Linked DNA regions of Homo sapiens: all the other regions are linked to region 2. A link is an interaction called in ENCODE POLR2A ChIA-PET data of the cell type or tissue named here. Cell type or tissue: PC-9. All regions are shown on one strand. Region 1 holds the start of KCNH3 (potassium voltage-gated channel subfamily H member 3). Region 2 overlaps TUBA1C (tubulin alpha 1c). Region 3 has its middle 17 kb from the start of DRC2. Region 4 overlaps TROAP (trophinin associated protein).

Region 1 (8,000 bases), 270 kb before region 2:
TTGCCTGGACACCTGCTCACTTTCTCAGTAGTTGACACTGTCCCCGGCCCTTCCCATACATCGTCTTAGTTCTCACAGTAACTGTAACAGGTAGACATCATTTTGCCTATTTTACAAAGGGGGAATCTATTTTATGGAGGCTCAGAGAGGCTTTGACCAGCTCAAGGTCATATAACTTCTAAGTGGCAGATGTTTGGAACCTAGGTCTGATTTCAAAGCTCACAGGTTACAAATGAGAGAGAGCGAGGGGGGCACTGTAGCACCCTGGAAGCCACGTGGACTATCCCCAGCAAAGCCCCAGGGCGCCAGCAAAGGGTGGGGCGGAAGGGGCAGAGTGCACGCACCAAGGATGAAGAGGACCTCCACGGCCAGGTCACAGACGCTGGGCGGGCCGCGGGCGGCACTGGGCTCCCGTGCTGTGCTCACACACACGCTGTAGGGCACAGTGACAGCCACATAGAGTGTGGCGAGCAGGATGAAGCCATCCCAGGTGGCTCTCAGTGCCCCACAGTGCAACAGGATGAAGGGCGACTTCCGGATGGCGGCTACTTTGTACTCAGGCAAGTTTGGTTTCTCCCCAAACACCCCCTGAGTGAGGCAGGGCAGGTCCAGGCAGAGAGGAAAGAATATTGGCACAGGCTGAGTTTGGATAGAGTCTGGGACCCGCATCCACCTCCTTTCTATCCCTGCATTATCGAAGCAGCATCTGCTTCGAGATGGCATTAGCATCTCCATTTTATAGATCAGAAAACTGAAGATCAGGAAAGTTAAGTGACTTAGCTTTGGCCACACAGCTGCTTAGGGGAGGAGCCAGGATTGAACCAAGGCCCATCTGCCTCCCAGGCCAGGACTTTCTTCTGATGGATCAGGCATGTGATCTTCCCTCCTTCAGTCCCAACCCCCAAAGTGCTGGCAAGGCCTGGGTGGCCCCTAGGACATTCTCTCTGTGGTAGATCAGGTTCCCCTTCCCCATCTTCTGCGTCTGCCCCTCCCCTCTCCCACACATCCCAGGGCTGAGCCCACCTTATTGAGCTTGTGCTTGCCCTTGGGCTGCTTCTGCAGGTGCCCGGACAGGTGGTAGAGCACGGCCCGGCTCCGCCGCCGGTTGGCATTGAAGCCTTTGGATCGTGCCCGGCCATATCGGCGCCGGCCACCACCTGCGAAAGAAGAGGGGCCCATGAAGATGATGGGTGTGTGCCCACACACCCTAGCTCCGGGTCAGGTGTAGGACACAGTTGCTGGCCCATGGACTGGTCTGGCTCATTGACCACTTAGAATGTTTAGAGTTGGGGGCTCAGGTATTCCTCACTTCCTGGGTTCACTTGCCCAGCCCAGCAATGGGCAGTCCTAGGAGTGTTTACAGACACTACCTCTGGGGTCTGCTTCCAGGAAGAGGAGGTTTGGACCAGAGGATCTCTACGGGGAAAGGCCTGGGACAGGAAGCGAGGAGGTACCTCACAGGGCCAGGGTGGAGAACTAGCAGGAGGCCGTCAGCAGAGGTGTGGGAACTTACAGCAGGAGCCCAGGAGCTAGTGCAGGGACCAGAGGGTGACAATGAAGGCTGACATCATGGAGAGGCAGACCCAGCACTGGGAGTACGCGAGTGGGAGTGGAGAGTACCCCCAGCATCCCCAAATGGCAAAGAGGCCTTGACAGCTTTGTAACCTGCCCAAAGGCCTGCCCCAGCCTTGGAGGACACAAGAGGGGAAAGACTCGAAGAACTTAAAAGCAGGCTTTGCCCAGAGCTCCACCCCCAGTCAGGTTTGCTGTAGGAAAGAGGAACCTGGTGGGTCTGTGCTCAACCTTATTAACTGGTCAGAAAGTACCTGCTTCACAGGTACAATTGGGTTTGTTTGCTTTCAGTTTCTTAATAAAGTTGACTTAAAAACTCCAACTTTGTCTCAATCTGTCTATTTGGAAAAAATATTCCCATACCGAGGAATGTGGAGATGAGAGCAGCACAGGCCTCTCAGGCAGCCTGAGTGGGAGTGAAATGAATGCAGGTGCATGGGGGACCCCCGTACTCAGACTGGGTGCCAAGGCCCCGCCCGGGCCTGCGGCACCCAATACCCCGACCACAGCACCTACATGCACCTACCTGTCTCCTTCCATCTGTCGGGGCCCCCTCGGTTCTTGGTTTCGCTGATGTCCTTGTGAGAGACTAGGAAGAGAGCCACCTCCCCTTTCTCATTCTTTATGGGTATCACATCCAGGAGACACCAGAACGGGAGCCCTGGGCACAAAAACAAACTCAGCCCACCTCCTATTCTCAGCACTGCCTGAGGTGACAGAGGCCCTGGCTCCACTGACATCCCGGGCAAGACACAGGCAGGATCTAGCGGTTTCCTGGGGGAAGGGCTGGCAGTCCAGTTTCACTGAAGGCAGGGCTTGATGGAATTGGGGGAAGGAAGCAAGGGAGAGCAAACATGACGGTCAGACCTGTCGTGTGGTAGATCTGCCCTGCCGAAATGCGGATGTTTTTCTGTTGGATGCGGGAAACCCGAGGTTGGAACTGAATGCAGGCTGAGGCTAGGGTGAGGCAGGTAGAGATGGGGAGCCGGGGCAAGAGGTGGGATGGAGCAAGAGGGGTTGGATGGGGGGATGGGAAGATGGGATGACATGGGGAGATGGAGAAGATGGCAACAGAAAGGAGGAGGGACAGTGGATGGGGCTGGTGCCAGGCTGGGTGAGACTGCAAAGGTGAGGCAGGCTGGCCAGGTGGCCCCTCACCGCTCTTCCGGTACAGGATCAGCTCAGCCTTGAACTCCTTGTGCTCGTCCAGGGCCTTGCGGATCTGTTGGCGGACGAGCTCACTGGTGTCTGGCCCATAAAGGAAGGAGCAGGCACAGCCCCGCTGCATGACCTCAGCCCGGGAGAAGCCCGTGAGGTCACAGAAGCCATCAGAGCAGTAGACCACGGGGAAGAGCCCCGCCACCTGGGCGTTGCCCAGCACGAAGTTACTGTCTGCAAGAGAGCACTTCTCAGAGGAGGCGTGGGGTGAAGGGGCAGGAGGCCTACCACCCCTCCTTTCTCAAATGCCTGCAACCAAAGAGTGGGTTTTCCAAACCCCAGGAATCCTGCGTGTGTTAAGGCAGGGCTGTTTATGAATAGCAATCAGTGTGTGTCACCTGTTTGTCAGTGCCCTGCAGCAGGTGTGAGTACATTCAAGGATCAGCACATGTGAACTGAGGTCGGTGAATGAAGCGCTGTGCGGGCACTGTGCCTTCTGGAGGGTGTCCTGAGCAATGTGGGGTAAGGGCTGGGATTGGGGAATCCCTAATGAGGACTGCCCTGCCAGCTCTGGGCCAGCCTCAGCCCCACCTCTACTTCTGCCAGGCTCACCCACTAGCCAGGTACCCAGGTTGGCTGTCTGGCTTCTCCCACTGAGACACACCTAGACTGGAGGCAACCCCAGACCACCATACATCCTGCTGTCTGTGTTTTAGCCCTAGCTGCCTGACCTGGCTCAGGAATTAGTGAATGTGATCAAGAATGGGGGTGTAAGAATGGTGACTGAGCACGGGAGCCAGGAGCCAGGAATGTATTGGGGAGTGGGGGGCACTGAATCAGCAGGCTGCAGGAGCCAAGCACACTGGCAAAGCAGATGGAGGAGCCCGGAGTGGGGAGAGCGCAGGGCTGGGCTCCCACCCCCTATCAGGAACCGGAGACCAAGGAGGACCTAGGCAGAGAGCTGGGAAGCCCCACGGGGGATGTGAGGGAGAGGAGGAGGGAGGGGCTTTCATCACTTCCCCTGTGCTCAGAGCCCCCAGAACCGGGGATCCAGAGCTCGGGGCGCCTTCTCCAAACTTCCCCAGTCCTGATGGGAGTCCCCAAACCATCTTCTTGGGGCTAGATGGCCTCCCCAAGTCTAGGGGGTTCAGGCTATGAGACACGGGGCTTGGACACACGGTGCTCTCCCGAGTGCCGCCTACTCTTATCTCCGTTTGCAAATCTCTTTTCTAAATCTGTGTTTTGAGCCCTCTCAGCTGTCCCTGAGCACTGTTCACCCGCCTCGCCTTACCCCACCAGTCCGAGGGTAGTTGCTGCGACAGCGCCAGACGCAGGGGTGGGATGGGTCAGACTGACTAGGTTCGGGTTCGAGACCCGGCTAACAGAGAGCATCCCAGGACCCACACCCAGGGACTTCTGGCCCTGTTGCCTCGCCTGAAGCAGTGTTGACCCCGAACCTTCGAACCTTCGGGGAAACAGCGCCTAGCAGGAGACGATGGCCCCAGCCTCAAGAGGGGCGGGTAGGGAGGAGAGGGTGAGAATAGGCTGGCGCCAAGCTGGGCTGCTGGGGGTTCGGGGAAGGCGGGAGCCCTGGCGAGGGTCCGGCGGCCCGGGTGCAAGTGGGCGAGGGTCGGACTCACGCGTGCCGTCGAAGCGCGTAGCGATGGTGTCCAGGAAGGTGTTCTGCGGCGCCAGGAGGCCCCGCATGGCCGGCATCTTAGGCGCCCGCGGCTGCCCGCCCCATCCCTCCGGGGTGCGGGGACTCCGCGCCGGGGGAGGGCGCCCAGCTCGGCCGCCCCCCGCCGGGCCCCGCGCTCCCTAGCGCAGCCGTCGGGGGGCAATGCGCAGACCGGGATCCGGGGTCGCGCCGGACGCTGGCGCGCGAGGGGGCGTCCGCGCCGTCGGGGCCCGGAGCATGGCGCGCGGCCCCTCGCGCCCTCGCCGCCCACAAATCCCGGGCTCCAGGCCCCGCGGCCGCCGCGCTCTCAGCACCTCCCGCCGCGGCAGCGGCTCGCGTGTCGGCTGCGGGTGGGCTTCCGCTCGGCTTCGCTCGGCGCCGGCTCTCGGCAGCTCCCTCCGTCTGTCGGGGAGAAGCTGCAGCCTCCCTCCCTCCCTCCCGCGCCCGCCGCCTGCACCGGGGTAACCATGGAGACGGGGCACACCCAGCCAGGGCCGCCTCCTTAAAGGGACAGGCCTCCCGCGGAGGGCTCCCCTCCCTTCGGGACCTCGGCGGGGGCGGGGAGGTGGCGGCCGCCCTGATCCCACCCCGCGGGCCTCCCCGCCCGTACCTCGGAGAACCACTGGCGAGCGGCCGGCCCCCTTTGGCTCACTCGGCCTCAGCCGCAGAGGGGAGGCGTCTTTCTCTGCAGCCCGGGGGCTCTCCGAGAGCCTCCTAGCAGCCTCTCCTCCCCCGGCGGAATGGGAGGGGGGCTCGGGGCGTGGGGGGCAGGGGACGCATGCTGTGGAAGATGCTCTCCCCGAGGAAAATGCAGTGGGCAAGGGGACAGGGCGACAGGCGCAGGTGAAGGCCCTGCGGCCAGCGGAGGCCGGCGCTCTAGAGGGGCTCCAGCCGCACCCGGGAAATCTAAAAGCAGATGGGGCGGGGGTTCTGCGCGCACAGCTGCCCGGCCCTCGAGACTTTCTCATCCTCAACTTGACGCTCTGGAAAATGGATCCAGCTGCTCCTATGAGGTGTCTCCGCAAGCAGGAGCTGCCTGGAAACCAGAGGGTGGGTAGCCCTAGGAGTAAGGGTCAGACGTCCTCCGTGTGACCCCGTGGGCGGAAAGGGTGTGTGGTGGGGAGGGGAGCGCCAGACCCCTTGTCCTGCCCCTCCATTTCCCTCTGGCATTTGTCACCTCTTGCCTCTCCTAAGCGCGCTAGAGGGTCAGGTGGTAAATACAGGGGACCGGCAGGGGTCAGACACTGCGAAAAAACTTCCGAACCTTGTGCGTGCGGGTCCTGGCACCAGGAGAGCGAGGAAGGCCGAGCCCCGCGCCTCACGCAGCTCGTCCTGGAGAGCTCCGCGCGGCGCCGCGCGGGGTGCTGCCCTGGGGCGGCTGCAGGGAGCCCCTTCCCGGCGGGGCGGAGCCGGGCCCGGGGCGGCCGTCTTTTCTTGGCCTCCCGCGCTGCGACGGTCCCCCGGACTTGCCTGCCAGCGCCGCTCCTCCTCCCTCCCACGATTTGCCAGCGAGCGCGGCTGCCGCCCGCGCCCAGAGGAGCCGCCGGGGCCAAAACAGCAATTTGTTCCCTAACGAGCGAAGCGGTAGGCTCAGCACCCCCATCCCTCGAGACGCACTCACAGTCACCAGCATCAGAAAGATGCTACCCCTCATCAGCGACGAGAGCCAAAGCCCCAGGCACCTGTATCTAAATGAGCTGGCGCTTTGGGAAGGGAGGACGCGCTCCTCCTTCTCCGGTCCTGTGAAGCCTGGAATCTGGTCCCCAGGACGAGGAGTGACCCTGAGGAGTGACCCTAAGGAGTCGGGAGATCCTACTCCCATCTCATCCCCAGCCTTGGCTGGATCCTGGCTGTAAAGTAATCCCCTCCCCCAGCCGTTCAAGGCTTCCTCTCCAGGCGGCGGTCCAGCTGTCTACTAAAAAGAAGGACATTTTAGGAGTCAGTTCACTTTGAGACAGGATAAGGCCACAATTGAAATCACCCACCCACTTGGGAACCAGGTCTGCCACTTGCTGTCCCTGTGATTAAATTTTTTTTTTAATTTTGGTCTGTGTGAATTTTTTTTTTTTTTTTTTTTTTTTTGTGACGGAGTCTCCCTCTGTCGCCCAGGCTGGAGTGCATTGGAGCTATCTCTGCTCACTGCAACCTATGCCGACCAAGTTCAAGCAATTATCCTGCCTCAGCCTCCCAAGTAGTTGGGACCACAGGCATGCGCCACCACGCCCCGCTAATGTTTGTATTTTTAGTAGAGATTGGGTTTCACCATGTTGGCCAGGCTCATCTCGAACTCTTGACTTCAGGTGATCTGCCCGCCTCAGCCTCTCAAAGTGCTGGGATTACAGGCGAGAGCCACCACACCTGGCCTGTCTGTGTGATTTTTAAAGGCAAGTTATTAACCCTTCTCTGACTCAGTTCTCTCATCTGTAAAATGCGGATGCTAATAATAACATCAGAGGGTCGTAATGAGGATTCAATGAGTGAGTATGTGTAGAGGATCTAGAACAGTGTGTGACACCTGCAACATGTAAATGTTTGTTGTCTGATTTTGAGTCTCCTAGGAGCCCTGTGAAACAGCCAGGGTGGGGGCTCCTTATGCTCCATTTCACAAAGGAGGAACCAGAGCTGAGAGAGAGGGAGAGAGGAAGAAGAAGAAAGAAGAAAGAAGAAGAAGGAGGAGAAGGAGAAGAAGGAGAAGAGAGAAAGGAGGAAGGAGAAAGGAGGAAGGAAGAAGAAGGAAGAAGTTAAGAAGAAGAAGAGGTGGAGGAGGAGGAGGAGGGGAGGGAGAGGGAGAAGAGGAGGAGGGGGAGGAGGAGGGAGAGAGAGACTTGCTCAAGGTAACAGAGTTGATAAATGACACAGCCAGGGTTAGAACCCTGACAGTCTCCCAGCCCTAGGTCGTTGGGTCTACCTCTCTCTAGCCTAACTGTGTGGGCACTCAGAGGACTGGTCATCTGGGCTTGTGTAGCATGTCTGGGTGGCCTTACACTTATCCCTGTAAGGCCTAAGTGTTTAGACTTTCAGGCTTCCAGCTCACCTGCTGGGGCTGGTTTTGGGCATTAAGCCAAACCAGACACCTTGGGTTAGGGTGATCAGGGTGAGATGGAATGTGTGGGGTGCCCCTGAGGATTACAGCAGCTTACACTTATTGAGCATTAACTTTGTGCCAGGCACTGTGCAAAGTGCTTTACTTGGATCGTCCCATTAATCTTCATAATAACGCTATGAGCTAGTTATTAGCTATAACTGCCAATTCACGGATGAAAAACTTGGGGCAGCGAGGTCAAGTCCCTAGTCTGAGGTGCACTGCCTCCTCCAGCAGCTCCAGGCACAATGCCCATGTCACCCTTTGCTGCCCTGGTTCCCACTTCCAGGAGAAGAAAATACACTAATATTTATGGAATGTTATTACCATTCTTATTGCAGAGTGAAAAGTCAAAGGCCTGTTTGGGCCTTTAAACCCCTTCCCCCATTGCCCCTCAAAGAACTCATGTGAATGCGTACTGGGAGGGGGTACCGCCACTGACCCTTTCCTTTATGTGGCCTGTTTTAGATGAGCGTGATCAGGCACAGGATCTCAGCCCACTATCCTCTC
Region 2 (8,000 bases):
TGAGGCAGGAGGATCACTTGAAGCCAGTTGAAGACCACCCTGGGCAGCATAGCAAGGCCCCATCTCTACAAGAAATAAAAATAGCTGGGCATGGTGGTGTGCACCTGCAGTCCCCAGCTACTTAGGAGGCTGAAGCAGGAGAATCACATGAGTCCAGGAGCTCGAGGCTGCAATGAGCTATGTATTATCATGCCACTGCACTCCAGCCTGGGTGACAGAGCAAGACCCTCGACTCAGGTGGTTTCATCTACCAGCCTCATACATCCAACTTTAACTGGATCAAGTATTTAAGTCAGCTCGACATTTAAAATGGAAACTTCAATTTTATTAACAATTTACGGCAATAGACATTTACAGAACAAAAATAAGACAGTTCCAAGACAAAGGAGTGTAAAAGTACAGCACACAGGTTAATACTCTTCACCCTCATCCTCTCCGTCAGCACTATCTGCTCCAACCTCCTCATAATCCTTCTCAAGGGCAGCCATGTCCTCACGGGCCTCTGAAAACTCGCCTTCCTCCATCCCCTCACCCACGTACCAGTGAACAAAGGCACGCTTGGCATACATCAGGTCAAACTTGTGGTCCAGGCGAGCCCAGGCCTCGGCAACAGCTGTGGTATTGCTCAGCATGCACACAGCTCTCTGTACCTTGGCCAGGTCTCCGCCAGGCACCACAGTGGGAGGCTGGTAATTAATGCCAACCTTGAAGCCAGTGGGGCACCAATCCACAAACTGGATGGTACGCTTGGTTTTGATGGTGGCAATGGCAGCATTGACATCTTTGGGAACCACGTCACCACGGTATAACAGGCAGCAAGCCATGTATTTACCATGGCGAGGGTCACATTTCACCATCTGGTTGGCTGGCTCAAAGCAAGCATTGGTGATCTCTGCTACAGTAAGCTGTTCGTGGTAGGCTTTCTCAGCAGAGATGACAGGGGCATATGTGGCCAGAGGGAAGTGGATGCGGGGGTAGGGCACCAGGTTGGTCTGGAATTCTGTCAGGTCAACATTCAGGGCTCCATCAAATCTCAGGGAAGCAGTGATGGAGGACACAATCTGGCTAATAAGGCGGTTAAGGTTAGTGTAGGTTGGGCGCTCGATATCGAGGTTTCTACGACAGATGTCATAGATGGCCTCATTGTCTACCATGAAGGCACAATCAGAGTGCTCCAGGGTGGTGTGGGTGGTGAGGATGGAGTTGTAGGGCTCAACTACAGCTGTGGAAACCTGGGGCGCCGGGTAAATGGAGAACTCCAGCTTGGACTTCTTGCCATAATCAACTGAGAGACGTTCCATGAGCAGCGAGGTGAACCCAGAACCAGTTCCCCCACCAAAGCTGTGGAAAACCAAGAAGCCCTGAAGACCGGTGCACTGGTCAGCCTGCAAAATAAAAAAGTTTCATTTTAGTGTTGCGAAAGTTTCATTTAGTGTTCACATTTGGTGAAACCTACAGAGGACTTCTATAAATCTATGGCTACTCCAATTGCAATTTTAAAACTCTTCTGGGCCAGGCGCAGTGGCTCACGCCTGTAATCAACACTTTGGGGGTCCAAGGTGGGAGGACCATTTGCATTTGAGCCCAGGGGTTCAAGACTGATGATCAGGCCACTGCACTCCAGCCTGGATGACAGAGCAGACCCTGTCTCCAAAAAAAAAAAAAAGCTTTTAAGTGCTAAGTGATTCAGAACAACTTTTCACAATCAAGTCCTTGAGCAGAAAAACCTTTGCTAAGACTATTTTAAGATGAACTATTGCCTTAGGCAGAGGAATCACAAGGCCTGGGCTTGCATACAGGGCTCAAGTTTTGGTAACTGGGAAGGCAGCCTCTGGTTCTCTTGCTGTGGCCACAGAACAGGGCAGTTTCTTAGTTGGAGAGGTCCTAAGGGGCAGGCCCAGGACCACCAGCCTGGTACAGTGGATGTCTTGTAAAGATTTGGCAGCTGCTTTCTGAGGTGGAACAACAGAATAGCCAAAGTTCTAACACCCTGGTACTGGAGTCAGGCTGTGTCAGGATCCGGCTGTACCAGTTCCTTACTGTATGACCACATTCATTTCTCAGTTCTTCCACTGATTAAGTGAGAATAGTAATCACCTTAGGTTGAGAATTAAGTAAGTACTCAGCATAGTGCTTGGCACAGTAAGCACAGTATTGGCCCAGTAAGCCAATATATGACACTAGGTACCAAGAAGCCCATTTATTTTGGGTAAAGTGACACAACCACAATTCCATGAGACCTCAGGTTGTTGGGGATTTCCTCCACCTAACTGGGCTATTTTGGTTAGCAAACTGCTACTTTACGAAGGAATGATTTTGACCTTCCAAATAAAGTATTCTGTTGTAAACTCTTGCTTCTCCAAGTGATGGGCCTCAGATTTGTGAACATTCTCTACTCAGCTCCCTTATAGCCTGTGGGTCCATCAACTACATGAGATCAATGCACAGGGCAGACTCTCGCCTACCAATTACACCAGTTAAGCCTCCTGTGAGCACAGTAATGACAAGGACAAATGCAATTGTTTTGGTAGGCAATAAACCTCACGTTCCAGAACCCTAAATAGCTACTAGGTTTATTTGTCCTAAAGGCAGGTCCCTGATTTTCCAAGTCAGTGCTTATAACTAAAGCTTAGGGTTTTTTTTGTTTGTTTGTTTTTTTGAGATGGAGTCTCACTCTGTCGCCCAGGCTGGAGTGCAGTGGCACGATCTCGGCTCACTGCAAGCTCCGCCTCCCGTGTTCACGCCATTCTCCTGCCTCAGCCTCCCTAGTAGCTAGGACTACAGGCGCCCACCACCACGCCCGGCTAATTTTTTTGTATTTTTAGTAGAGAGGGTTTCACCATGTTAGCCAGGATGGTCTCGATCTCCTGACCTCATGATCCGCCCACCTTGGCCTCCCAGTGCTGGGATTACAGATGTCAGCCACCGTGCCCAGCCTAAAGCTTAGTTTTTAAGCATCGGAAACATCAGTCCAGTTTTGCTGGGAAGACTACGTAAACATCTGAGAAAGTATGAAGCCATGAATGATGAGGCTATTCTATTTTAGAATGGAGCAGTCATGGCTGGGCTTAATACAATGTGATTTTCTTGACAAGTTACTCTGCCCAGACCATCATGCTTGATCTCTGGTTAATTACTTACAAGCTGCCCACATGCCTAAGGAGCAAAGAGTCATCTGATTGCCAGGCTCTTAATTAAAGTGATCCAAACAGCACACTTCATAAGGAAGCTCCCGACTCCACTTTCAGCAGTACTGGAAGTTTCCAGTATTGGCTGTTTCTTGTCAGTGTGACACTGGCTTCTTGTTCTCTGAACTTTCTGTATTGACATGAAGGAACCATCCCAGATTTTTAAAAAATGACTCTGATCAATTAGTTACATGTAGAAGTCAGCTACCTACTCACTCAGTATGACTAAGATGACCTCAAAAGGGGTGTCTCAGCTTGAAGCAAAATAGGCTAAAGAGCACTTACTTCTACCCCATAGTTGTCCCATAAATCCAAGATCATCTGGTTCAGAAATCCAATTAATTTAGTGAACAGATACATTTTAGTTGCAATGCAAATAGTCTCATTTTAGTTGCAAAGAATGATTTCTGTAGTTTGGTCTCAGAACTGCAAAAGAAACTCTCATCCCACTTTATTTAAAGTACTATACTTACCAGCTTGCGAATTCGGTCCAACACGAGGTCAATGATCTCCTTGCCAATGGTGTAGTGCCCTCGGGCATAGTTATTGGCAGCATCTTCCTTGCCTGTGATGAGTTGCTCAGGGTGGAAGAGCTGGCGGTAAGTGCCAGTGCGAACTTCATCTGGAGAACATGATGGGGGAGGAGGAGGAGGGACAAGGAGCGGGGAGGGAGAGTGGGTGAGTGACCAGCGGAGCCCCCCCAGGACAGACCTCCTGTCCCAGCACCCTGGGATCTCACTTGGGTTACTGAGGTCAACTCACCAATGACTGTGGGTTCCAAGTCTACAAACACTGCCCGGGGCACATGCTTGCCAGCACCCGTTTCACTGAAGAAGGTGTTGAAGGAATCATCTCCTCCCCCAATGGTCTTGTCACTTGGCATCTGGCCATCGGGCTGGATGCCGTGTTCCAGGCAGTAGAGCTCCCAGCAGGCATTGCCAATCTGGACACCAGCCTGGCCAACGTGGATGGAGATGCACTCACGCTGTGGGAGGAAGAAAGGAAAATGTCAGGGTATAATACATCAGATGGGACATTTAGGAATGATTCACACCTAATGACTGATTAACCTTCAAGACAGATAACTGGCTGGGCGCAGTGACTCACACCTGTAATCCCAGTACTTTGGGAGGCTGAGGCAGGTGGATCACCTGAGGTCAGGAGTTTGAGATCTGCTTGGCCAACATGGCAAAACTGCATCTCTACTAAAAATACAAAAAAAATTAGCCAGGCATGATGGCGCACACCTGTAGTCCCAGCTACTTGGGAGGCTGAGGGAGGAGAATCACTTGAACTCAGGAGGTGGAGGTTGCAGTGAGCTGAGATCACACCACTGCCCTCCAGCCTGAGTGACAAGATATTCCATCTCAAACAAAAAAAGATAACCATCTTTCAGCAGGCCACTCCTGCTCAGGGACTATAATTTCAAAAGCAAAAATCTTTGAAGACCTAATTCAGCAAAAGTGCCTTGGAAAACCAAAGATGTGTTCATGAACTACTCGGCAAGACCAGACAGTTGCTTTGTAGCCACAGTAGATATGATTCCTTAAACTAAGGCAAAATTCCCCTTTCCAGCTCTGATTCATTCTCTGAATGATTGTGTAACTACTGAGCTCATTCTGGTCCCGCTTTAATCCTATTCTTTAGGAGACAAAAGCTTCTCTCTCCCTCCTTTAAAACCAGCTTAAACCAGCAAACTATAGCCATGACTCATGAAGAAAATGCTGGATAAGCAGCAGTTAGCTGTATTTTAAAAACTGTGGTCAGAGGCAGCTTTTTAACCAAGTGGAAGAATCTAATCTATAGGAAGAACGTTTTTCCTTCACCGTCAAAACATCTCCGGAAGAGGGAAGACCATAATAATAAAGGCTAGAAATGTTACCAAGACTTTACTGATAGGTTAAGAAATTAGTTGTTTCTGGCTCACACCTGTAATCCCAGCACTTTGGGAGGCCAAGGTGAGCAGATCACTTGAGGTCAGGAGTTTGAAATCAGCCTGGCCAACATGGTGAAACTGTCTCTATTAAAAATACAAAAAAAAAAAAAATTATGGTAGAGCACAGTGGCTCATGCCTGTAATCCCAGGACTTTGGGAGACCGAGGTGGGTGGATCATCTGAGGTCAGGAGTTCAAGAACAGCCTGGCCAATATGCTGAAACCCCATCTCTACTAAAAATACAAGAATTAGCCAGGCATGGTGGTGCGCGCCTGTAGTCCCAGCTACTCGGAAGACTGAGGCATGAGAATCACTTGAACCCAAACCCAGGAGGTGGCGGTTGCAGAGATCTCGCCACTGCACTCCAGCCTGGGCAACAGAGGCAAGACTCTGTGTCTGTGTCTGTGTGTGTGTGTCTCTCTCTCATAGATATATATTTATGAGGTGGACCAAGTTAATTTAGAAAGGCCAGAGGGGCCAAAGCAGAATATGGTTAGAAATTACCAAACCCACACCTGCTAAGTAAAATAAGGGAATAAACATAGAATCTGTACACACAGACTTAACAGGAAAACAAAAAGGGTGTTTGGCATTTCATCATAAGTCAGATTAGCCACTTTGGAGACTGGCAGAGCACTAAGTTCTCAAAGGACCTGGTCTCATAAGCCAAGAGATAATAAAAACCCTAATTACTCACAACCTTTGACCTCCTTCCCACCTACACTCCCCATGAAACAATCAAGGTCTCTTAACCACATCAGCAAGCTCAGTATCACCTGGGTCTACTCACCCAGCTCCAGGGGTGTGGGAGAACAGGAGTAGTTTGTTCTAATTAGCCCATGACTATTTACCATTGCATCATGTTTACCTTTTTGAGAAAAAGTCTCGCTCTGTCGCCCAGGCTGGAGTGCAGTGGAAACTCCGCCTTCCAGGTTCAAGCGATTTTCCTGCCTCAGCCTCCCAAGTAGCTGGGATTACAGGTGCCCACCACCATGCCTGCCTTATTTTCGTATTTTTAGTAGAGATGGGGTTTCACCATGTTGGCCAGGCTGGTCTTGAACTCCTGACCTCGGGTGATCTACTCACCTCGGCCTCCCAAAGTGCTGGGATTATAGGCGGGAGCCACCACGCCCGGCATCATGTTTACCTTTAACTGGACTTTGGAAACGCCCAAGCCCCAAAAAGCTGGAGATAACCAGATACCTGATCATGATGGCCCCCAGGCCCAAGGAGATAAAGTATCTGAGAAGATCCACTCATTCTAACAAATGCTTCTTCTGTTTAAATGCCGTTTCTATTTTGCGCCCGCAATTTTTCTTTCATTGCTCAGTCTAAACTGCCTTCTTGAAGCTTAGCAGGCAGTCAGCGGCCACTGACTTACCCTCCACTCTCCCCTGGCCACGTGGGAGAAAGTGAGGCACAGGTGGAGTCAATTGGTCTAGTGTTAACTGGATAAGCAGCTCTTACCTCTCGTTAAAAAACAAGAAAATTTAACCAGTGTTCACCTAAACCAGTCCGCTGCCGCTCTCCTGCTTTTTAAAGGGTCTCACTACTTTGTGAATCCCACTTTTACCAGTATCTTTTTGGTACTGCTTGAAAAGAAGCAATAAGTTGTTACAGTGCGACATATACATGTATTTACATTTGATTTTTATATTTAAATTCATGTACGTATTTTTGAGATAAGGTCTCGCTGGAGTGCAGTGGTGCGATCTGGGCTCACTGCAGCTTCCACCTCCCGGGATCAAAAGATCCTCCCACCCCTGCCTCCCGAGAAGCTGGGACTACAGGCACGCACCACGACGCCCAGATAATTTTTGTATTTTTAGTATAGACGGAGTTTCACCGTGTTGCCCAGGCTGGTCTCGACCTCCTGAGCTCAAGCGGTCCTCCCGCCTCGGACTCCCAAAGTGCTGGGATTACAACCATAAGCCATCGCGCCCGGCCTAAGATAGTTGTTTTCAATACTTCTGGAAGCTTTATAGAAAACACTCAAGTTACGTATAATTTCACGTTTCTTGAAAACTGAACTAAGAACACGTGGTACTAGTTTACTCTGGGGTTTGCGGGTTTTTTTTTGTTTTTGGACGGAGTCTTGCTCTGTCGCCCAGGCTGGAGTGCAGTGGCGCGATCTCGGCTCACTGCAAGCTCCGCCTCCCGGGTTCACGCCATTCTCCTGCCTCAGCCTCCCGAGTAGCTGAGACTACAAGCGCCTGCCACCACGCCCAGCTAATTTTTTTTTTTTTTTTTTTAGTAGAGACGGGGTTTCACCGTGTTAGCCAGGATGGTCTCGATTTCCTGATCTCGTGATCCACCAGCCTCAGCCTCCCAAAGTGCTGGGATTACAGGCGTGAGCCACCGCGCCGGGCCGGGTTTGCGTTTTTTTGAGACAGTTTCGCTCTGTCGTCCAGACTGGAGTGCAGTAGCGCGATCTCGGCTCAGGGAAACCTACGCCTCCTGGGTTCAAGCGATTTTCCTGCCTCAGCCTCCCGAGTAGCTGGGATTACCGGCGCGCGCCACCACGCCCAGCGTTTTTTTTTGTTTTTTTTTTTTTTTAAAGTAGAGACGGGGTTTCACCATGTTCGCCAGGTTTGTCTCGAACAAGTGCTGGGATTACAGGCGTGAGCCACTGCGCCGGGCCAACTCTGGTTTTATAAGAAAATATCCTTTTGTGGACGTGTTTTTAAACCCGGCTTAAGTAGAAAGCTTCAGCTATAAACCTACCACTAGATTAACACCAGAAATGCAGGATTAGGCAACGTGAAAGTTAATTATTCCCTTCCAAGGAGGTGCCTGCCTCCATTCTCAAGTGGACTGGCGCAGTTGGAAGCTCTCCCCAGGGCAGGGCCACAGGTGACTCAGCAGCGAGTCACTGG
Region 3 (8,000 bases), 380 kb after region 2:
CCACCACCTCTAACTTGTTTTGAAGACAAAGCCTAATCGTCGGTGGGAAGACTGCCCGGTGGGCGATGGCCCCCTCCCGAGGCGCCTCCGCCTCGCTCCCTCCCTCTCCTCTCCCGGCTCTGACCTCAGTCGCAGCCACCGGGCTCTCGGCCGGGCGCTGAAGGGGAGCCGGGCAGCCAGCAGGGGGCAGAATCCCCCGCATTAAAGGCGTGTGTGGGCCTGCTTCCTCTGCTTCCACCTCGCCCCTGCTTTCACTGGGATTATTTTCAGCTGACAGGCTGCAAAGGCGCAGTAGGTGGATTTCAGGGCAGGAGATGGGTTCTGACAGGGGCTGTGAGCCTGTGAAGCGTTGGTCTTAAGCTGTGGGCCCCACTGAGGAGCCGCGTATTTAGGACCACAGAGTCAGGGGCTGAAGCAACGGGCACTTTAACTTTTTCTGGCAAAGGTTTCTTCTGAGGTTTTTCTCAATCCATTGAAAACATTTAAAACACTGTAATTGTGAAGAGGAGGCTCATTCATTCATTCAATAATGTTTATTGAGTATCACCTATTATTGTCACGATGGATGCATCCAATCAAAAACGAGTATTTACAGAAAGCTTACACACACTGATTCTTAACCTTTTTTAGGGGGCAGGGGTGTCACATATCCTTTGAGAGTATGATATAAAAAAATACAGATTATCTCCCAAAAAGAATGCACTATAAGCCTACAAACATTTTCATGTGATTTTGGGAGCATCAGGAACCCCTGGCAGCTCATCCACGGGCCCCAGGGCATAAACCCTGGTCTATTTTGAGCTGGGCTCTGGGCTAGGCACTAAGGATGCAACAGCAAATTAGATAAGCATGGTCCCTGCCCTGCCTGAGTTCTGCAGGCAAGTGGGAGGCACAAAGAGATGCTTAAAATACAGTGCCAATGCCTGTGCTGGAAGACCCCAAAGGAGGGCCACTTATCTAGACACAGGGGCTTCATGGAAGGCTTCCTGGAGTGACAGGTAAGCTGAGAGACCTGAAGAAGAAGTAGGAGCTGGCCAGGCGAGGACCTGAGGAGGAGCACTTTGGGCAGGAGGGAAGCACCTGGAAAGGCCCTGAGATTCCCTCTCAGCAGACCTGAGAAGCTGACAGCAGGCCCTCGTGGCTGGCTCAGAGATGCCAGGAGCAGGACTGGTGAGAAATGAGGCTAGAGTGGTAAGTGCCATATGTAGGCCCTGGGATGCAACAGAGAATAGGCAGACAGCTGCTCCCCTCAAGGACACCAACAAGAAAGCCGGTGGTTATGATGCAGAAGTGTTAAGTTCCACATTGGGAATGAGCATTTGGTGGTATGGGAGTAGGTGGATGAGCACTGAATTCAGCCATGGGGATCAGGACCAAGGCCCAGAAAGCGGGGCTCCAGGTGCAGGTGGATCAGTGATATATTTAGTGTATTCAGAATACTCTCAGAACCTGAAAACAGCTGGAAGGAAGAGGTGAGGGGAGAGGAGGAGGGAGAGAGAAGGAAGGGGAGTCACCAATATACCTTGATCTGACTGCAACCTACCATTAGGAACATCTTTTATTCTGGGGGTGAGGAGGGCTGGGTGGGGATGAGCTCAGGTCTACCTATTCCCTTTTTTATGTTGCCCAGGCTAAACTCAAACTCCTGGGCTCAAACGATCCTCTCCACTCAGCCTCTTGAGTAGCTGGGACTATGGGTGCATGACACCACACCTGGCTGTTTTTTTAAGTACCGGAGTTGTGACCGGAGGAAGCCTTGGACAAAAAAGTGGTGAGTAGAGATAACAGCAAGCTGGGCCTCTTGCTCCCTGCTGTGGACCTAGGGATGGGACTGGGAGAGCATGGGATGAGCTAGGAAAACAGGAGATGTTGTAGTGATTTATTGCTGGTGATTTTGTTTCAGAAACACTCTGAGTCGGGCCCAGTGGCTCATGCCTGTAATCCCAGCACTTTGGGAGGCCGAGGCAGGACGATCACTTGAGCCCAGGAGTTTGAGACCAGCCTGGGCAAATAGTGAGACCCTGCCTCCAAAAAAAAGAAAAAAAAAAAAACACTCATATACAGTAGCCCCTTCTTATCCGTGGTCTTGTTTTCCATGGTTTCAGTTACATGGATAAAAAGGGGCTACTGTATATGTCTATGTATGTAGTCTCGCCTTCTGTGGTCAATCATGGTTTGAAAACATTAAATAAGGCTGGGCGCCATGGCGCATGCCTGTAATCGCAGCACTTTGGGAGGCTGAGGTGGGCGGATCACCTGAGGTTGGGAGTTTGAGACCAGCCTGACCAACATAGAGAAACCCCGTCTCTACTAAAAATACAAAATTAGCCGGGCATGGTGGCGCATGCCTGTAATCCCAGCTACTCGGGAGGCTGAGGCAGGAGAATTGCTTGAACCTGGGAGGCGGAGGTTTCGGTGAGCGAGATCACACCATTGCACTCCAGCCAGCATGGGCAACAAGAGTGAAACTCTGTCTCAAAAAAGAAAAAAGAAAAAAAGAAAACATTAAATGGAAAATTCCAGAAATAAACAATTCATAAGTTTTAAATTGCCACCATTCTGAGTAGCGTGATGAAATCTCACACCATCCCACTCTATGCTGCCTGGAATGTGAATCATCTCTTTGTCCAGTGTAGCCACACTTTAGATGCTACCCACCCATTATCACTTAGTAGCCATCTCAGTTATCAGATCCACTGCCTTGGTATCACAGTGCTTGTGTTCAAGTAACCTTTATTTTGGCCAGGCATGGTGGCACACACCTGTAATCCCAGCTACTCGGGGGACTGAGGCACAAGAATCACTTGAACCCGGGAGGTGGAGGTTGCCGTGAGCTGAGATCGCGCCAGTGCACTCCAGCCTCGGCGAAAGAGCAAGACTGTCTCAAAAACAAAACAAAACAAAAACCCTTATTTTACTTTATAATGGCTCCAAAGCACAAGAGTAGTGATACTGGCATATCATTATAATTGTTCTAGTTTATTATTAGTTATTGCTGGTAATCTCTTACTGTGCCTAATTTAAAAACTAAACTCTAAGCCAGACATGGTGGCTCATGCCTGTAATCCCAGCAGTTTGGGAGGCCGAGGTGGGCGGATCATGAGGTCAGATCGAGACCATCCTGGCCAACATGTTGAAACCCCATCTCCACTAAAAATACAAAAAATTAGCCAGGCGTGGTGGCACACGCCTGTAGTCCCAGCTACTCGGGAGGCTGAGGCAGGAGAATCACTTGAACCCGGGAGGTAGAGGCTGCAGTGAGCCGAGATCACGCCACTGCACTCCAGCCTGGGCAACAGAGTGAGACTCCATCTCAAAAAAAAAAAAAAGATTAAACTTTATCATAGGTATGTATGTATAGAAAAAAAATACATGGTCCATATATAATTCGGTACTATCTGCAGTTTCAGGCATCCACTGGGGTCTTTGAATGTATCCCCTGAAGATAAGGGGGGACTGTTCTAGTACTTATATGCCAGGCTCTGTCCTAAACACTTAGCAAATATTACCTTATAACACTCCTAGGAGATAAGCATGGTCATCCTCATTCTACATATGAGGCATGAAGCAGTTCAGTAACTTGGCAAGGTCGAACAGCAAGTAAGTGACAAAGCCACTGTCTGAACCCAGGCAGTCTGGCTCCAGAGTTTGTGCTTTCACCACCAAACTATGCTACTTCTTGAGAGGGAGGGCCTTTGCAAAGGCAATGAATTGAACCTGAATGTCCCACACAAGACATGAGAATTCTACCACTCCACCTCCTGGGGACACTCATAAAGTACAAGGAGCACCTACTACTATGAAGAGGTCCTGGGGAAGTGGGAGGAGCCACAGGGAAATGGTGAGGCCTTGCAACTGCAGGGAGCTGGTGGAGACCAAGGCCTAGAGGTCTAGGACTGGAGAGGGACAGCTAGTTAAGAGATAAGGTCAGGCTGGGGGCGGTGACTCATGCCTGTAATCCCAGCACTTTGGGAGGCCGAGGCAGGTGGATTACCTGAGGTCAGGAGTTGGAGACCAGCCTGGCCAACATGGTGAAACCCCATCTCTACTAAATACAAAAAATTAGCTGGGCATGGTGGTGCATGCCTATAATCCCAGCTACTCAGGAAGGAGGCTGAGGCAGAAGAATCTCTTGAACCCGGGAGGCGGAGGTTGCAGTGAGCCAAGATTGCGCCATTGCACTCCAGCCTGGGCAACAAGAGTGAAACTCCATCTCAAAAAAAAAAAAAAAAAAAAAAAAGAGATAAGGTCAAGTTGGGCATGGTGACGCATGCCTGTAGTTCCAGCTACTCAGGGGCTGAGGCAGGAGGATCACTTGAAGCCAGGAGTTTAAGGCTGCAATGTGCTATGATTGCACTCATGAATAGCCACTGCATTCCAGCCTGGGCAACACAGTGAGACCCTCCCCCTACATTTCTAAATATTAAAAAGAGAGAGAAAAAAGCTCAGGGTATTAGGCAGCATGGAAGCTCCTACCGTCACCTATGAGATCTAGCCCTGCCTCTCTTGTCAATGTCATCTCTCGCTGCTCTCCCCTCACTCACAATTTTCCAGTCACACTGTTCTTTTCTGCCCTAGGGCCTTCTTCCTTGACGTTGCTTCTACCCTGAACCCTTCCCTATATGCATACACATATACCTGCCCTTTTCCAGGCTGACCCCACTCATCCTCCAGATCTCGGCCTCACGGTCAGTTCCTCAAACAATCCCTCTGGATTAGATCCCTTCTCTTAGTCTCACATAGTAGTACCCTATTATTTTCCATTGTAATCTGTATCACAATTTGAAATTATATATTCAGTTGTGGGCTAGGTGTGGTGGCTCATGCCTATAATCCCAGCACTTTGGGAGGCCAAGACAGGAGGATTGCTTGAGGCCAGAAGTTTGAAACTAGACTGGGGAACATAGCCAAGACCCCTGTCACTAAAAAATAAGTACATAAAAATAAAAATATATCAGTTGTGTTTATTCAATGCTTGACTCTCCCATTAGACTATAAGCTCTATGAGGGCAAGAACCCCTGCTATAAACTTTGTTTCTGGCATAGTGCTGGGCACATGTAGATACTATATAACATTTTGCTAAATGGGTTTATAAATTTAGAGAAATCTTAGAAGTCTATTTGTCCAATGCTTCTTTCCTTTCACCATATGTTCAATAGGCTATTTACCTTCTCCTTGAATATTCCCAGCAGCAGAGAACTCACTACTTCACCAAGAGGCCCATTTGCTTTTGGAGAGATTTAATAGTTAGAAAGTTCTTCTTATTGAAGAAAACTCTGACCACCTGTCACCCCTCATTCCTAGACTGGCCCTCTGGACCTGTGTCCTTGAAACAGGCACAGACAGCTGTCCTGCTGGCCTCTCCCTCTGCCCTCAGCTTTCACTGTGCCATCTCAACAGTTCTTCCAGCTTAGGAAGGCTTGGATTCTCAACCCTTTCCTTCCCTTCTCAAGGTACTCCCTTCTCTGCCCTTCTCAAGAAACTCCCTTCTCAACCTTTCTTCTCTTTCTTTTTTATTTTCTTTTTCTTTTTCTTTTTCTTTTTGAGATGGAATCTCGCTCTGTCACCCAGGCTGGAGTGCAGTGGCATGATCTCGGCTCACTGCAACCTCCGCCTGTCGGGTTCAAGCAATTCTCCTATCTCAGCCTCTCGAGTAGCTGCGACTACAGGTGCCCGCCACCAAGCCTGGATAATTTTTGTATTTTTAGTAGAGACGGGGTTTAACCATGTTGGTCAGGCTGGTCTCAAACTCCTGACCTCAGGTGATCCGCCTGCCTTGGCCTCCCAAAGTACTGGGATTACAGGCGTGAACCACCACGCCCGGCCTCTACCCTTCTTCTCTACCCTTCTCAAGAAACTCCCTTTGGTCAGCACCAGATTTGCCATCCATTCTCATTCCCCCAGGCACTCCAGTAAATGCAATACAGATGTGGCAGGATGAGGGCGGAGAAAGTGAGAAAAGAATGCTGTTTCTTTCTCACTTTGTAACCAGATATATTTCCCAGAAAACACTATTATTACTGATGGTTGGGTCCCCAGGCTAATCCTGAACTAGATGTAGCATTGTCAGCTAATTCTGGGTCAAGTGGCCTTTCTGGACCCATTTAACTTTTTTTAGATGGAGTCTTGCTCTCTCGCCCAGGCTGTAATGCAATGGTGCCATCTCTGCTCACTGCAACCTCCGCCTCCTAAGTTAAAGCGATTCTCTTGCCTCAGTCTCCCGAGTAACTGATATTACAGGTGCGTGCCACCACTCCAGACTACTTTTTTGTGTTTTTAGTACAGACGGGGTTTCACCATGTTGGCCAGGCTGGTCTCGAACTCCTGACCTCGTGATCCGTCCACCTTGACCTCCCAAAGTGCTGGGATTACAGGCGTGAGCCACCGCGCCCGGCCCATTTAACATTTTGTCTCTGGGAAAAATGTGTTTGGGTTCCAAACAACCAAGTTATATATAAACCCTTTAAATAACCAGCTTGCAAATTGGGAACTGCTTCTAGAGAAGTATTTAGGTAACACCGAGTGGGAGAGGGAAGGGAGAGAACAGAGTGGGCTCGCTCAGAAAAGTTTCCAAGAAGTTTTTGAAGCAAATGTAGGAAAAATGGGAAGATTCAGACAAACCTGGGTTTAATCCCAGCTCTTCCACTTACCGGCTGTGAGTGCGTGCCTGATTTACCTAAGTTCCCCTCAGATTCCTCTCTCTAGTAAAAGAGGACAGTCATTTTTTACCTCACAGAGTTGTAGGGGGCATTAAGCTAGAGACTGTATTGCATTCAGCACAGTACCTGGCACGTAAGTGAATGATCTGTGTTGTGATGTTTTCCAAACGAGGGTCTCTCCTCTCAAAGTGAAGTAACAGGATCCATGACCTGACGTCCCTGAACCTGCGTGCAGCTCTCCCACCTGTGGGAGCCCACGCTCATGAAAGTGAGGACTGCCCTCTGCCTTCCATAAACATTCCAAAGGAGGGAGACTAATGGGCTCCGGAGGAGAGGCCGGGGACAAAGGAGCAGGGGATCCAAGTGTCCTCAAAGATCAGTGTTTCTGTAGGAACACCTGTGTGTCCTGTGTGATCACTGTGACTGTGTGTGTCAGTGTGGCAAGGTATGCAGGCCTGCCGCGTGTCCTGCTTGTTAGTGGGACCATGGAGATTCCCCTCGTCTCTGGGGCTCCATTACTCAGCTCTCTGCGGTCCCAGGCCTTATCACTTAGCTGTCTGCCCTCTGGCCTCTTCCCTTTGTTTACCAACTTGGCTGGCTTTCTCCTCTGGGAACAAAGGAGGTGTTTGGTTCTGGGCAGTGCCTGGCTCCAGCTACCCGCCCCCATCGCCTCCCCTTTCCAGGAGGGTTGCCCCTGTCTCAGACCCCTTGGCTCTGACAGGCCCATTCCCACAGCTCCAGGGAGAGAGGAGGCTGATCTTCTCATTTGGCACCCCCTTTTTTCTCACCCTCTGGCCCCATTCCTGTCCCCAGCAAGGCCCCTGAAGCTTCACTCGTCTAGGCTGGAGACAGCTCCTCTCCCTATTGTCTGGCCAGGATTTGGAAGCTCTGGTTACCATAGCAACCCCTGGGCATTTAATTAAGGGAGGAGGCCTTCATTTTCCAGGCTGGGCAGTTCCAAATCTCAACCCGAAAAAGGATACCCTGAGGGGGTGAGGAAGAAGTGTTGTCCTCCAGTATAGCATAATTCCGGCTTCCCCACAAAGTCTGTTATGGCTTTCCCAGCCTACCCCCTCCCAGCTGCCACCCCGATCACCACCTCATGCCAGAGCAGGCTGGGGAGGCCTCTCAGATCAGCTAGGGCAAAACCCAGGTCCCAGGCCAGTAGAGGTTTCAAGGAAGGGATGGTGTGCAATTGCTGTAAGCCACCCCTCCCCTATATGCACTGTCGCTTTGTTTACTGGACTGTGGGGTCAGGGATAAGGGTGGGAGATCATTCAACACTGGCATACTGTCCAATTTCTTTGCCGTGGAATGGGCTTCAGGGCTCTTTGAACTCC
Region 4 (8,000 bases), 60 kb before region 2:
TCACCTGAGATCAGGAGTTCGAGACCAGCCTGGCCAACACAGTGAAACCCCGTCCCTACTAAAAATAGAAAAAATTAGCTGGGCGTGGTAGTAGGCGTCTGTAATCCCAGCTACTAGGGAGGCTGAGGCAGGAGAATCGCTTGAACCCGGGAGGTTGCAGTAAGCCGAGATCGTGCCATTGCACTCTAGCCTGGGCAAAAAGAATGAAACTCCATCTCAAAAAAAAAAAAAAAAGCAAACCACTCTTCTGAACACACTTCACATGTAGTAATTCACTTAATCTTAACACCCTATGAGGTGGGTTCTATTATTGTCCCTCACTTTATAAATCAACTCGAGGTCCAGAAAAGGCGTGGTATTTGCTCCGCGTCACACAGCTAGTGAATGGCAGAGCTGGAGCAACTCCGTGATGTCCTACCCTCCTCCCTGGTCCTCCCCAGCCCCTGCGGCGGCTGCCCGGCCGCCTTCGCACGCCCAGCCGCCCCGACCCCTCTCGTCACCCCAGCTCCACACAGAGCATGAGCAGGTTCTTCTCCCTCGATAGGTCCGGGCCAGCGCCATTGCTCAGGACGCGGACCAGAACTACGACTACGCCAGCAACAGCGTCATTCTGCACCTGGACGTGGGCGACGAGGTCTTCATCAAGCTGGACGGCGGGAAAGTGCACGGCGGCAACACCAACAAGTACAGCACCTTCTCCGGCTTCATCATCTACCCCGACTGAGCCGGCCCCGCCCCGTGCCCCCGCTCGCCCCTTCTCTCCCGTCCTCACCCACCTCCTGCCCGCCCCACCCGAGGCGCCACCCCACCCTTTGAGAGCCTGGCGGTGGGGTGGACCCTTCCGTTCCCGGAGGCGGCCTAAATGGGCGAACTCTTGGTGCTCAAGGGTATAAGTGGCCGGGAAGAGGAGGAGACCCGGCCAGAGGAGCAGAGCGACTTCCGGAGGGATCACCCGCACCCAAGTGCGCGCTGGACCCCATAGGGGCAGAGGTCGTGGCTTTCTCTTTTGTACAGAGATGGGGAGCAGTTTTAATAGCGGGACTCAGAGGCCCAGAAAGCCGGAGGGAAGCCCCCGCAGCTTGCGAGGGAAATAACAGAAACAGGAGGAGCCCATTTAGGCAAGAGAAGACATTAAAACAGGGTAGTGCAGGTTCTCCGTCACAACTTTCTCTCGCCACCCTCTCGTCCCCTCGTCTCCACTTTCAGGCTCAGGCTCCAGCCTTGGCAGCCTTCCTGTGAACTGGAGGAACCAGTGAATTCTTTCCTGGCATTTAAAACGCATTCTGTACAGTCCCCATTCCCCCCTATCCGGACTAGGCCCTGGGGCTACAGCTGCTGCTGCCTCTTCTAATAAAGTGAGGTTGGGGGATTGTGTGTGGCTGCTTAACTTGGTGCATAGACTGGGGGGAAAGTGGCGGACCCTTTCCCTCATTCCTCTAAAGAGCTCCTACCGTGCTGTCAGTCCCTGCCAGAGGCAAAGTTTTAGTTAATTCCAGGCAAGGCCTGCCTCTGGCAGAAAAGGGGTGTGTGTGTGCTTCTACTCTGCTATGGGGAGGAAGAAGGATGGTCTGTTTCAGGAGAGCTTTGGGGCCTCACGCTGTAGGTGGAGGGAGACACCAGCCTAATAAGGGAAGAGTCCAAAGGTCTGGGTCTGGTGCTTCTGCTTTTCTGCCCAATGCACGCAGAGAGTTCTAGAAGAGGAGCTCTAGGGGGTGAAGGAGTCGTCTAGGGCTCCTGCAAGCTAAGTGAGACTGATCTCAAAAAGCAAGGGGAACAGGGGTTCCAATTGCCCGCCAACATATTTACAGAGCTTGCGAGGGAGTGGGCTTGGCAGGAGTGGGAGGCTCAGAGCTTGCAAGGGGGTGGGCTAGGCAGGAGTGGGTTTCCTCCTTCCCTTTCAGGATTCAGGACGGCTTCTGGATGGGAGCCTGGGGGATCCCAAGAGCCCAGGGCTGGCCTCTGAGCTGGAGGACACTGCCATCCTGTGGGCAGTGGGAGAGTGACAGCAGTAGCTGGCCTGTTTGGACACTTAGCTAGACACGTGGATACTTTAGAAACTTTATTGAGGACAAAAGTGGGCGGCTCCCAGTCCCATGGGCAGACCGACAATAAATAAGGGCTAAAAGGAAGAAGTACGGCAGGGCAGGAGTGGTTGTCTCATCATGGAGAGCCCTGGGGGGCAGCAGAACCAACTGGAATGAAACACTGGAGACAGAGAAGACCTTGTCACAGCTCAGCCAACCTTGCACTGTAGCCAAGCCTTCCTGCTGACCTCTCTGTGAAGAAGCCCAGGTGGCCCCCTGTCCCTGTTCCCCACCTCCCATCAGGCTCACTGTGCAGCCACAGCTGGGCTGTGGGTTGGAGTCTCACCAGGGCATCCTGCCATTCGAGTAATGTAGCCACAGGGTTGGTGCAGACCCGGGTGGGGCCTGAGGGAGGGGCTCGGCTGGTGTAAAAGGCACACTCATCGTCCAGACGAGCCTCGTGGAAGCAGTGGATGGCGGTTAAACACGATTTGAGGCGCTCCCTCAGGGCTAGGGTTCGAGGGGCCAGATTGCTGAGGCCTGAGGGGCATGGAAAATTTAGAGGGAGGTCTGGGGTCCTATACTTCCACCATGTACTGTCCTCTCCTCCTCCCCCACCAACGGCCAAGCCAATTAGGAGCACAGGGCTGGAAGTGCAGCCCCTCCCCTCTTCCTGAGGGAGAGCCAGGCTGGGCCAGGGTGGAAGGTGTGGAAGCATGAGATTGCCTGGGGTAGGGGCAGGGCAGGTGTGCAGCTCACAGTGAGGTGAGGACCTCTTGTGTTCACACTCCTTCCCAGCCAACTCCTTACCTGCCTGGCCTGCTGGGGGTCTCAAAGACTGGAGTGAGCAGATAGGGGGGCTGGCACAAAGCGGGTGTTGGGAAGAGAAGATCAGGCTGGTGGTTGCTGGAGCCCACTGACTGCAGCAGGGTGGTAGACTGGACTCTAGACTTCTATGTTCCAGGGTGCAGGGCTCTGATGCCCCCAGCTCTACCCTAGGGCAGGGCCCTGGGGGTCCAGACTGCCCCTGGGTGCTGGGCTGAAGGGGCCCGGGTTCTGCTGGAGGGCAGGGCTCAGGTACCTCAAGCTGTTCCTGGCGAGAGGACTCCGGTATCTCAGGCTCAATCCTACAGTAGGACTCTAGGGGCCTGGGTTCTGCTGGAGGGCAGGGCTCAGGTACCTCAAGCTGTTCCTGGCGAGAGGACTCCGGTATCTCAGGCTCACTCCTACAGCAGGACTCTAGGGGCCTGGGTTCTGCTGGAGGGTAGGGCTCTGGTACTTCAAGCTGTTCCTGGAGGGAGGGCTCTGGTATCTCAGGCTCACTCCTACAGAAGGCCTCTGGGGGCCCAGGCTCTGCCGGAGGGCAGGGCTGTGGTTCCCCGCACTCCTCTGGAAGACAGGGCTTTGGCAGCCCTGAGTGTTTTAACAGTCCAGGAAGGTGGGAAGTCCCAGAGTTATGCTCTGTGGCATTCAGAGTTCTAGAAATCTCAGTCAGCAGGGGCTGAAGTTCAACCATATCCAGAGAAGAGCCTCCATTAAGAGGGACACACTGGCCCCCTACCAGCCCCTCTACTTCCTGTCTCAACAGCTGTTGCAGGATACCGATGCGCTGTGGTGGGAGAGAGCACCCCAGTGTGACATCAAGATGTGCGTTCAGTAGTCTACCCACACTGTCCTATTCCTGATCCCCCATCTCTTTTCCCTCTTCCTCAGCCCAGTCACTGTTCAATAGACATCAAAGCTGTTGGCCACACAGACTCACTTGAATCTTCACCTCCTGGAGGCTGGGGGTTCTGTTAGAGTGGGGTCCAGAAGGAGTGGCCACCGGTGGTTTCCCAGAACCCTCCAGTGACCTTATACAACTCTCCTGGTCAAACAACCGGACGGCAACCTGCTCCTGTCACCAAGGAACAAGGCACACAAGCAAGCCAGGCTGGGGCAGGAGAAAGACCAGCCTGAGTCCCACCCTCATGAGGAATGGATTGAAGCCCCTAACTGAGAGGCCCTAGATGTACATTAGGAGGGGCAGCAGAGAAGCAGTGAGAGTTAGGCAGCTTTTCCAGAGAGCACTTTCTAATTTTTAAAATTTTAGTGGAGACAGGGTCTCACTATGTTGCCCAGGCTGGTCTCAAAGATCTGAGCTCAAGCAATCCTCCTACCTCAGCCTCCCAAAGTGCTGGGATTACAGGTGTGAGCCACCATGCCTGGCCCAGAAAGCACGTGTGCCTCAAACTCCTGGGCCTCCAGGCTGGCAGCACAGGGCAAGGGATCTCAGTAGGGGGAAGCTTCTGATACTTACCCAGGGCAGGGCAGGATCTTCAGAGCAGGACTGAGGGGAGACACCACGCAGCCACTGGGCCTGGCACAGAAGTGAGATGTCAGCAAGGGCTGACACCCACAGATGGCACTCAGCCTCCCCTTGCTTCTGTCTTCTCTCTCCTGTACCCATCCATCTCCTTTCTCCCCTAGCTGTGACTTATGCCAGCCACCTCTCCATGCCCTCTCTTACCTGCTGAACTCTGGGGGTTGATGGCATGGGTGTGAACCGGGTTTTAGGTTGAACGGTGAGACGCCGCAACACTGAATATGAGGTCTGGGGAGAGATGTGGGTGGCTGAGCAGGGACAAAACCCAGACATAGCAAGGATCTCCGGCCAGACTGTTCTGCCCCTGCCCAGCCCCCAGTTGTTGACACAAACCAGAGTTGGAGGGCCTGGGGAGGGTACACGCTGAGCCCGTCCAAAGGGTGATGGACATGGCACCACATGGCCAGGCAAGGGCTGGGCCACAGGGGCAGGGGAGGGCATCAGGTGGGAGTCATGGCTGTCCTGTGAAGAAGAAAAAGGTGGAAGAGTGATCCCCGCCCCCTTTGTCTTCCTATTTTTTTTTTTGATACGGAGTCTCGCTCTGTCACCCAGGATGGAGTCCAGTGGCGCGATCTTGGCTCACTGCAAGCTCCGCATCCCGGGTTCACACCATTCTCCTGCCTCAGCCTCCCGAGTAGCTGGGACTACAGGTGCCCGCCACCATGCCCGGCTAATTTTTTGTATATTTAGTAGAGATGGGGTTTCACCATGTTAGCCAGGATGGTCTCGATCTCCTGACCTCGTGATCTGCCCGCCTCGGCCTCCCAAAGTGCTGGGATTACAGGAGTAAGCCACCACGCCTGGCTGTCTTCCTATATCGTGTTCTCACTACAGCAGCCAGTGTGATTCTTTTAAGACCTAAGTCAAGCCGGGCATGGTGGCTCAGGCCTGTAATCCCAGCACTTCGGGAAGCCGAGGAGGGTGGAGCACCTGAGGTCAGGAGTTTGAGACCAGCTTGACCAACATGGAGAAATCCTGTCTCTACTAAAAATACAAAATTAGCCAGGCGTGGTGGTGCATGCCTGTATTCCCAGCTACTCGGAGGCTGAGGCAGGAGAATCACTTGAACCCAGGAGGCAGAGGTTGCAATGAGCGGAGATCGTGCCATTGCACTCCAGCCTGGGCAACAAGAGTGAAACTCCATCTCAAAAAAAAAAAAAAAAAAAAAAAAAAAGACCTAAGTCAAATCATGTCACTTTCTTGATCAACCCCTCTCCCCATGGCTTTCCACTCATTCCAAGACAAGCCAAAGACTTACACTGGTGTACAATTCCTTACCCAATCTGATCGTGTTATCGCTAAAACCCTATCTCCTACTGTTCTTCTTACTCTGCTTCAATCTCACTGGCCTCTCCTTTTTGCTGATCCTCAAACACACCAGGCACATTCCCTCCCCAGGGCCTTTACCTCTTCAGTTCTCTTGGCCTGGAATGTTCCTTCCCCCAGATATCAACATATCTCACTCCTCCTCCAACCCCTGGTCTTCACTTAAACATCATCTTCTCAGTAAGAGTTCCCTGACAAATCTATTTTAAATTGCAATACCAACTCCCCTGCTCCCAATTCTCCTTTAGTGCCTTATTATTATTATTATTATTATTTTAGAGAGAACTTACCATCATCTGAGACACTATTTATTTTATACCTGTGTTTATTTCTTGTCTCCCCCTTCTAGAATATGAACTTGTTTACTGCTATATGTCCAGAGCCTAGAACAGAGCCTGGCACTCAGTAGGCTGGTGCTACTCAGTAAATATTTGTGGAGCCAAGGGATGAATGCTTTTGGCTGACAAGTGTCAGATCTGTCTCACCCTTAGCACTGATCTGATGGTGATACAAATATGACCTCTCACCCTAGGCCCCAGACATCTGATAAAGAGAGGTCAGTCTCACATTGGAGAGGGACTGGGTGCATCTGGGGTAAACCTACCCAGTAACATCCTGAGGCCCAGGACTTCCTGGCTCTACCTACAATTCTCAGTGTTGGCTGCTGCAGCAAAATTCTTCCAAGCAACTCCTGCACCTCCCACCCACCATCCCAGGAGAGTCGCATCTCACCCTGGTATGTGACATTTCTCGGTTTTCTCTTAATGGTACTCGCTGGGCCAGACCAAGAGAGGCCACACCTCCTTCATCTGAGTGAGTGACAACCTCGCGTTCTCCTTTAGGAAGAGAGAAAGCTAGGAAGAAACAGGACATTTGTTGTAGACTCTAGAACACCCACCAAAGTTTGGCACAGTGTTCTGCAACTTCTGAAGAGGGTATATTAGTTTAATAGGCCCCATTGCACTATTAGGGACAGGAACCCATCCAGCAGCCCCTCAACACCCAACACTATCTCAGTAAACACTTATTAATCTGAACGTCTGAGTAGGCTGGGGATGTGGTGATGGCACTTAGGGGCTGGGGATAAACAGTGAGTGGAAGATAAATCTTGCAGGAAGTGGCAGAGAGAGGGCCGAAATGGAGACCATCTCCTTAGACAAAAGTGCAACTGTGCCAATCGCTGGCCTATCTAGAAGGTCTCTTCTCCTTCTCCTTCTGACCTAGCCTCCCGGCCTCCCACTTCCTCATGCTCCCTCCCAGCCTGCTGAGTTTTCTCTGGTCTTGTTCCCTGCTTCAGGCAGCCCAACTGCCCCTGTTCTCTCCCCACGCCAGAAACACTTACCAGGCTGGACTGGGGTCTCCAGGAGCAATCCTGAGGCCTGGCTCACTGAAGTCCTGATGACAATAAGGACATTAGCCAGCAGTCACTGAATACCAAGTATGAGCTGGACATGTGCTAAGTGCTTTACAAACATCATCTCATTTCATTCTCATGACAACTAATGATGGTACAAATGTTATTCTCACTTGACAAAGAAACCAAAGCTCAGAGAGGTGAAGGCAAGCTTGCACAAATAGTAAGTGTTAAGAGTTAGGATATAAACCCAAATCCCACTTATTGCCACAGTCTATACTCTAGCCACTAAACAAAAGAGATAGCACATTTCTGTCCTCCCTGTCCCCCCATGACTTGAGTAAACTGATGTCACACTGAGGCCTGGCTGTGAAAGCCTGAACCCTATCCCAAGGGCTCATCCCGGGTAATCACAGGTTTCTTGCTTCCCCTCCTGAGTTGGTGGGGAGTCCTAAAGCTCCTGGAAGGCCCCAACTCTGGGGGACTCCTGTATCAGACACTGGTTCATTCTTTTCCAGATGACCTTCTCCCACACCCTCTCCTTTCTCACCGGCTGCTGCCAGCTGTCTCCCTTCTTAGCTCCTGGAAACTGGGGCGAGTGGAAGGGTGAAAGGAAGGTCCTGAAGGTGAAATCTGATCCACAGGAGCAAGAGATGAAAACGGAATCAGAGGTGGACCCCAAACCCTCAGGCCTCACCACCAACCCCATCTCCCCCAGTAGGATCCCTTGCCTCATCATGAGGTACCTCTTCTCCCAGAGCCCAGCTTTGTCCCTGGAAGGAGCTCCCAGAAGCACCGACTATCAGCCCCTCAAGGGCACTCACCAGAGCCTGTAGCCTCTGGGGGCACAATGTCCGGCCTCGAGGTCCTGGTCCCTCCAGCCTAGAGAAGCAGGAAGCCCTGGCAGGGTCCAGTCGGTGGGTGGGGGTTC

The links. ChIA-PET counts read pairs that join two places held together with the same protein. Peaks named below come from ENCODE experiments on the same cell type or tissue, not always from the same donor. Only the 100,000 strongest peaks of a DNase experiment are listed, where the experiment ranks them.
Region 1: POLR2A ChIA-PET joins it to region 2 with 25 read pairs; 6 of 35 experiments call an interaction of 5 or more read pairs at or near these places.
Region 3: POLR2A ChIA-PET joins it to region 2 with 27 read pairs; 3 of 35 experiments call an interaction of 5 or more read pairs at or near these places.
Region 4: POLR2A ChIA-PET joins it to region 2 with 11 read pairs; 24 of 35 experiments call an interaction of 5 or more read pairs at or near these places.

The regions. Positions count from the first base shown.
Region 1 is chr12:49,535,863-49,543,862 of GRCh38, reverse strand. KCNH3 (potassium voltage-gated channel subfamily H member 3) reads right to left here and starts at 4,833. Exons shown (of 15, transcript NM_012284.3): 1 at 4,371-4,833; 2 at 2,731-2,964; 3 at 2,099-2,233; 4 at 1,024-1,157; 5 at 345-588. The coding sequence starts at 4,446. RefSeq lists enhancers at 1-857, 204-1,403, 3,210-3,259, 3,904-4,713, 4,714-5,525 and silencers at 4,843-5,022, 5,753-5,872. In PC-9, no CTCF peak of the experiment used is centred here; a DNase peak (open chromatin) is centred at 3,142; H3K4me3 peaks cover 1,332 bases; H3K27me3 peaks cover 1,790 bases.
Region 2 is chr12:49,265,638-49,273,637 of GRCh38, reverse strand. TUBA1C (tubulin alpha 1c) reads right to left here. Exons shown (of 4, transcript NM_032704.5): 2 at 3,951-4,173; 3 at 3,662-3,810; 4 at 1-1,385. The coding sequence ends at 411. Among named protein-coding and RNA genes, the nearest start is that of TUBA1C, 4.6 kb to the right of the region's middle. RefSeq lists a silencer at 7,927-8,000. In PC-9, no CTCF peak of the experiment used is centred here; DNase peaks (open chromatin) are centred at 4,867 and 5,937; H3K4me3 peaks cover 4,289 bases; H3K27ac peaks cover 5,138 bases.
Region 3 is chr12:48,883,044-48,891,043 of GRCh38, reverse strand. No RefSeq gene overlaps it. Among named protein-coding and RNA genes, the nearest start is that of DRC2, 17 kb to the left of the region's middle. RefSeq lists an enhancer at 3,679-3,788. In PC-9, a CTCF peak has its summit at 179 (motif pointing right); a DNase peak (open chromatin) is centred at 3,823; H3K4me3 peaks cover 5 bases; H3K27ac peaks cover 350 bases.
Region 4 is chr12:49,325,778-49,333,777 of GRCh38, reverse strand. It overlaps TROAP (trophinin associated protein), which reads right to left. Exons shown (of 15, transcript NM_005480.4): 5 at 7,894-8,000; 6 at 7,620-7,702; 7 at 7,058-7,110; 8 at 6,448-6,569; 9 at 4,723-4,851; 10 at 4,534-4,617; 11 at 4,324-4,383; 12 at 3,787-3,921; 13 at 2,835-3,633; 14 at 2,371-2,564; 15 at 2,047-2,205. The coding sequence ends at 2,161. C1QL4 (complement C1q like 4) reads left to right here. Exons shown (of 2, transcript NM_001008223.2): 2 at 545-1,369. The coding sequence ends at 724. Among named protein-coding and RNA genes, the nearest start is that of TROAP-AS1, 5.2 kb to the right of the region's middle. RefSeq lists an enhancer at 2,807-3,308. In PC-9, CTCF peaks have their summits at 1,746 and 1,946 (motif pointing left); no DNase peak of the experiment used is centred here.